2 separate regions of the Homo sapiens genome follow, and region 1 is linked to region 2. A link is a contact called in ENCODE Hi-C or POLR2A ChIA-PET data. All regions are on one chromosome and are shown on one strand. The core of a region is the stretch at or near the end of the contact, and the rest is flanking DNA. Distances in the headings are between cores, read along the strand shown.

The links. A loop is a pair of places that touch in the nucleus more often than their neighbours do. ChIA-PET counts read pairs that join two places held with the same protein, here RNA polymerase II (POLR2A). Pooled maps may share reads with other maps.
Region 1: a loop to region 2 is called in a map of ascending aorta, with 2.3 times the contacts of the local background. The contact joins the promoter of TBX18-AS1 here to the enhancer-like site in region 2. A Hi-C loop is called at or near these places in 3 of 168 maps with a recorded cell type or tissue (IMR-90, ascending aorta and endothelial cell of hepatic sinusoid) and 5 of 50 pooled maps. POLR2A ChIA-PET finds 5 or more read pairs at or near these places in 3 of 52 experiments (K562, OCI-LY7 and activated CD4-positive, alpha-beta T cell).

The regions. Positions count from the first base shown.
Region 1 is chr6:84,688,131-84,691,688 of GRCh38, forward strand. TBX18-AS1 (TBX18 antisense RNA 1) reads left to right here and starts at 1,328. Exons shown (of 3, transcript NR_125877.1): 1 at 1,328-1,431.
Region 2 is chr6:84,650,791-84,654,158 of GRCh38, forward strand. No RefSeq gene overlaps it. Among named protein-coding and RNA genes, the nearest start is that of TBX18-AS1, 37 kb to the right of the region's middle. Within about 2 kb of position 1,784, at least 2 of the 41 ENCODE cell types and tissues checked have a DNase peak (open chromatin) inside an H3K27ac peak, as active enhancers do; they include ascending aorta, where a contact is called at or near this core.

The DNA of each region.
Region 1 (3,558 bases), core at 78-2,577, 37 kb after region 2:
CACCACACTATCTTGAAACTGAAAACACCCAAATCTTTTCTTAACTTTTCCTGAAGTTAACCGTCTTTTGAGCCTAACTTTCTGGGGAGTGATTGAGGACTGAAGGAATCGGGATTGGCAAGAAAAATGTCTCTCCCTCCGAAGCATCTGGCTGCATACTCTGAAAAGACAGGGCATTTGAAGAAAGAGCATAATCAACCTGTCAGAAACATTTTGATTTCACTTAAATACTGGGCAATCTGACAACAACTTTTCCCACAACTGAGAAGAATCTCCTAACATGAGAGGCACTTGAAGACGTGTTAAAATTTTTACAGCTATTAACACATTCCTAAGAAAAATACTGCTGGAGACACAAGAAAGCCAAGGATAACAATCTTCTCTTTCCAATGAAAACGTTTAGTCTGTTTGATTAAAGGAAGATAAATGAAAGGGCAAGGGCAAACTCACCTCACATTCTGTGCTACAGTTTGGTTTCCCTTGAGACCAAATTGTCTCGCTCAGGAAAAATGTAGTCTGTCTTCAAGTCCCTGTATTCTGGAGCAAGGAATCAGATGAGGAATCACTTAGCATTCAGCACATCTCAGCTGGCTCTGAAGGGCCTGAATTCTCTGGCAACCTTGACCAGGGATAAGCAGAACGGAGAAGGCAGGGCATAGCCATCAATTTATGTTTCCTTCTTCTCCTTATCTCCCTATTCCAAGAGATTCAAAGAGAGGTGCAGATAGCCCTCCAATAAGAACAAAACCCTCTGGACCAGGGTACCTAGGCTCTGGTCCTAGCTCTGCAATAACTGTGACCTTGAAAAACTATTTGTTGTCGCTAAGCTTCAGTTTTTCTTTCCATTAAATTAGGGGGTTGGTCTAAAACAGTATTTTCACACTGTGATTTGGAGCCATTTGTGGGACATAAAGTCAATTTAGTCAGTTGCAACAGGCAATGCTTGGAAAGGAAAGAGGATAAGATAAGGGATAAAGTAGGGAATGGGATGGGATGGGATGGGATGGGATGGGATGGGATGGAACATAGGATAAGATAGCTTAGGACAGGACAGGATAGAAAATATCACACTGCTTCATTTTTTTTTTATTGGTGTTCACAGAAGCCAGCATTCATTGATGTTTTTACAACTTCCCCAGGTCTACCAGGCTTCTTGATCTCACTTCTTCTAGAAGAAAACCCAGCCAAGGTGGTACAAGCTGTAGACAGTGCCACCCAGACACAGCTCCACAGTCCATTGTATAGGATGCTGTCAGTTGTCCTGCCCTTTAAGTGCATTGTGAGGTCACTGTCCACCTCAATTCATCAGGAGAGACCTAGTGTGGGTGTAGGGGTGCCTGAGGAGAAAGGGGTGCTGGTTCTTCCTTATATCCCCTGCCTGCCTCAGCTGGGCTCTGACCCAGCCAGCAGACTGGAGTCCTCTTCTGCATGGTATATTCTTTCCTGAGACTTTTGTTTCAGTTAGGTGTGTGTGTGTTTCTGTTTTTGTGTGTGCATGTGTGTGTCTTAAAATATAGTTCTATGTATTGTGTCTAGAAGAATGTTTGATAAACACTGGATTGAATGATCTCTCAGATTTCCTCTAGCTCTACTCATGTGGAATTTGGTAAGCTATACAGACACCATTCTGATAAGCCTACACTCTGGGTGGGTCCATTCCAGACCTCATACACTACACTAATGAATATGAATCTATTTTTATGTGACTTGAGGCCATTGAAATTTTGTGTACATTTATGTTCATGTATTAATGTGCAAGTGTATTCGTGTTTTTATCTCACCTGATACAGGACCTAACCACTGCCAGCACTGAAGTACAATGTGACTCACTATAGCAAAACAAAAAAGCAGTAGAGATCAATGGCCTTCAACACTGAAGAAATTAGTTTCTAGAGAAGCCTGGGGCTATGTTTCAGTGCCTAGGGCTATGTTTGCTTGATGTAGAGAAGGAATAAGAGAAGGGACATACATGTATTGCTATACTCTGGTACCCATAAAGAATGATCCTTTGGGAATATGCCACTGTTAAAGTAGTTGTTTATAGAACTGAGCTACATGGTCTTGTGACTTGAAAACACTTGAAACAAGAGTATAACTGCTACACAATCATTTCAAAATTCCTGTTTTACTCACTGTTTTATTCTTTGGGAGTAGCACTGTGCCCAGGACACAGTAGACATCATAAAATGTCTGTTGGAGTCTTATATAACTTTGCTAGCCACGGGGGAATCTTCTATTTCAGTAGGTTGGCCCTTGGTTCCTTCTAATTACTTAAAGTCAGGAAGGACTGTGATATCCACCCCATTAGCCAGAATCTAGTCACACAACACCAACCTAACATAAGGAGGTTCATATCAATGAAATAAACATGGATATTTAGTGAGTACTAATATTCTCCATTAATATGATCACTCCCTCCCTCCTTGAAACACTTTATTAACTTAGCTTTCAGAATACAGCACTCTCTTAGTTTTCCTTTGATCTCGTTGGTATGTCCTTCTAGGTATCCTTTCCGATTCCTTTCCTTTCACTTCTGATCCTTTGCTCAATATGAAGTTCAGTGACTTCATGTAGGTAGCTTGAAATCATTCATGGTGGGACTATTTACACCATGGAAATTGGCAAATGCCACAAATTAGGGCTTTGTCTTCAGAGAGCCAATTGTTCCACATTTACCAGCTCACTACTGGCTCTATTTCTATTTTTTAATGGTTCTGTTTGAAATTGTATTATGCATGTTTAACTTAACAAAGTCTAAAATTTAAAAATGTCTTGAACCCCTTGTGAATGATACAGACCTTAAAATAACTTTTCCTCCACTGAAATTATAAAGTACTTGTCCAATATTTTATTTCTATGTATTTTGTAACACCATAAAATATATGGTGTTATTTTACTTTACACAATGTTTACATTTCTGTTTATCATTTACATTCTCACTGTTTTTGTATCTAGACCATCCTTCTGAGATCAGTCTCCTTTTTCTTGAAATGTAGCCTTCATGACTTCCTGTAGAGTGGATGCTTTGGTAGTAAATTCCCTTCAATTTCTGTAAATTATCTTGTATCTGTAAAAGACTGTATTTTGCCCTCATTCTTCAAAGATGTTTTTGTGTTTTGTTTTTAGTGGGAGGAAGAGAACAGGAGTACAGGTTGACAGTTATCTATCAGCATTTTAAAAACATTATTCCACAGTCTTCTGGCTTCCATTTTTCTCTGTGGAGAACACTGCTGTCATTATAATTGTTGTTCCTGTGTAGGTGATCAACCCTTTCTCTCTGGCTACTTTCTGTATTTTCTCCTTGTCTTAATATTCTGAAAATGTATTGTGATGCTTTTAAGATGGACTTCTTTTTCTTTATCTTGCTGGAGCTATGTTGTTCTCTTTGAAAATGTGTTGTCATAATTTTATTTTATTTTATTTTATTTATTTATTTATTTTTTAATTATACTTTAAGTTTTAGGGTACATGTGCATCAGTTTTGGAAAATTAATACTTGCTACTTTGTTATATTTTGCCTCTCCTCCATTCTCTCAAATCTCTTTTTTCAAACTCTTA
Region 2 (3,368 bases), core at 534-3,033:
GGGATTTAGAGTAGACCAATGTAATACAGTATGTCATCGAGAATAAAAATGTAAAAGACAGTGCATCTGAAGAATTTTTAAGTCATTAAAAGCAGAGGAAATTAATTGCATAAGCCAGTTAAACTCAAATATTCTAATAACAGATTCCTGAAAACTAAGTCAGGTTATGTGGACTTTGTTCTATTTTCCTATTCTAACACCACTCAAATGTGAAAACCAAAGGGTTATTCAGTAAATGAATCAATAATCACCTTTCTCTGCCATCATAGTCCACACAGGTAATTTTCCTTAAAATTAAAGGCAGAATAAAACAAAGAATAAAACCATAAGTTTTATGGGCACTTTTTAAACTCACACTTAAACTGCCTTCTCTCTGCTTGAGAGAAACATGGTCTCACATATTAAGAGCTCACCGATTCCTGCCTTGTCCAATTCCATTTTTCCTTCCAGCTTCCACTGTTGTTAGCCATCCTCCTCTAGTCTGTTTCCTTGAGAACTGGGACTGGTTCTCACAACTTTCTGTTACCAAAGTTCCTTGCAAATAGGGGATGTTTAAAAAACAATTCCTATGATGAGGAGGACGTCATGTCTACCTGGGCCACAGTTCTACTCTCCACCCATTATGAGGCAAGTATGGCATATTAAACAAAACATAAGATTTGAGATTTCTTCTAGAACTAGCACTTCCATTTTCATGAACTTCTTTCTCAGGGCCTCTCTTTTTTCTTCCCCCTAAGATAATTCCAATTATTCTTTACAGTTCAGAGAACAGAGTCCTCCTGTGAAATCTACTACAGTACTTTTCAGCATGCAATGCAAAAGAGAGCTGACACTGGGATTTGTTTTGCCTGGGTAGGTGAACACCTGCCAAGGACTAAATGCCTACCATCAGCTGAAACATTCAGAGCAGTGTGGCACCATCATGAAGGCCCTTCCTGGACACCAAGCCTGAGGTCAAGTTCTTATCTGCTTCCTGCCTTCTTTCCCAGCCAATCAGCAAGTTTGGTTTTGCTTTCAGCTAGAGACAAATACCTGCAGCAGTTGGCTCCCAAGAAGCATGTGGCTGTGTCTACCAGACACTTGCTACAGTGATTTATTCACCCTTCTAGTACTTTAGGTAAGGTCGTCAGAAGACACCCTACTATTAGGTCTAAATTCTTGGGAAGAGTTGAAATAGTTTCAGAGATAAGAGGCCTTTTTTGGTAGATGAGACCAACCAAAACATAGACTTCTCCAGGCCAAAGAGCACCCAAGCAATCTTAGCCTAAGTAGCTGCCAAAGAGAAATCCTGAGAAAAATCAGTTCCAGAAAAAGAAGGATAGTGTCTAGGGTGTTTTTGGAATAGCCCCGGGTAATTTCACACCAGTATAAAGCCCTAAAATCTTATTATTAATTAAGCCAAACCCTTCCAGTTTGGAATTTGTTTATTTTCAAGCACAGTGATAACACAGGGGATATTATGGCAATAGGAGATTTTGCATGTGAGTGACAGCTGTCATCTCAGTTGTAAGAATATAAGACCATGAGGCCCAATGGACTTGCTAGTTCACCTCATCTTGGGTGGTGAAAATATTGGCAATTGTGCCCAAAAGAACTTTGAATACCAGAGCTTTATTAAAGAGATTAGTTAATTTTTCCCCTGTTACTGTTTTTTCCACACACAAAAAATACCTTAGTACATAAGTTACAAGGACCTCTGGCTGATAAGTGATTTATACTGAAAACACTGAACATAGTCAGAAGAAAGCAATTCCTGCTATTTCCCCCGCTTGAAATCTGGATCCATTCCAGACATTTTTCTCTGAATCAGTCCCAAGCAACCCCATCTGTGGTACTAGCAAACTGATGAGATCTTCTGCCTCATAAAAATCCTATAGCCTTAACAAAACAAAGTAGACTTGCCTTATCTTATAGGTCTCTGAACAAAATACTTATATTTTTTCTAATTTAGTCAAAAACTTATGGTTTCTTTTTCACTTTCATACATTTTAAAAGTGGTACAGAGTGTATTTTCATATAACCTCTAGCATCACACCTCAACTACTGCTGCCAGAATTTACAAGGTCTAGCTGGACTTTCTGAAATAGACTCGTGCCTTCTGATTAGATTCATGACTCGTTTGAGCCATGCTGGCAAATGCAATTAACAATCTATCCAGTAAAGCTTGCACACAGAATGCTTGCAGGTTATACTATTAGGATCTGTCCATGAGTGGAAATCCAAACCAATCCCAAATACTGACGCACATCTTTGAATAATCAGGAATCAATATATTTAACCTGAAACAAAAGGAAAAACTTTACTTGTTAAATCTCACACTCCTAGTTCATGTTAACAAAACTCTAAGGCTGGAAGGTTCAACAGGTCATTTTGCCCATATCTCTGTCTCTAACAAGTTCTTCATCTAAACAGTACCAGCTGGTTGGTGATCTCATCTAGATTTGAAAGGATACAGAAAAGAGAATTTTTCAACGTACCTTGGCAGTGTTCTTAAACTTTCTCTTTCATTCCCCACAAAATGTCTTTCTTTATGACCTTCCTATTCCCATTAAAACCTACTTCCTCCTTTTCTATTTTCATAGGATCTGGAGAACACTATCAAATAGGAAATATGTTTTCTTTTCACTTTCTCCCTACGGCAGAGTCTCAGAGTCTCAATCATTGCCATGTATAATGGCCTCCCTTAGTCTATTCAGGCTTCTGTAACAAAATACCTTAGACCTGTTCTTATAAACCAGAGAAATTTATTGCTTATGGTTTTGGAGACTGAAAAGTCCAGGATCAAAAAGTCAGCATATTCAGTGTCTAGTGAGAGCTCGTTCCTCATAGATGGCACCTGATATGTGTCTCACATGGAGGAAAGGGCAAAAAGGCTCCCTCAAATCTCCTTTATAAGGGCACTAATCCCATTCACAAGGGCTCTGCAATCATGACCTAATCACCTCCAAGGGCTCTACCTTTTAGCACTATCACCTTGGGGGTCAGGTTTTAACACATGGATTTTGGGGAGACACAAATATTCAGACCATAGCACGGCCAAACCAAAGAGGCAGTTCTTTCTGTTGCCTGCTTTGTGACTGAAATCAACTTGGAATTATCTATTTTATATCTCAAATTAGGCCTCCTCCCACCACAAACACCTCAAGTTCAATACATAATAAAGTACTAAAGATAAACCCAGGCATTAGTCATTTAAAATCGTAAAATATATGCAATATTTTTCGGAACACAGGACATGACTAAATTCAAGTGAAAAAGTAACATGAGTAGTATCTGTTGTGGAGTGTGGGAGTCCTGATTTAAAAATAATACTTAAATGAGAAAATAAAATATATAATCATACAAAAAATAAAAGCATTCATAATCCC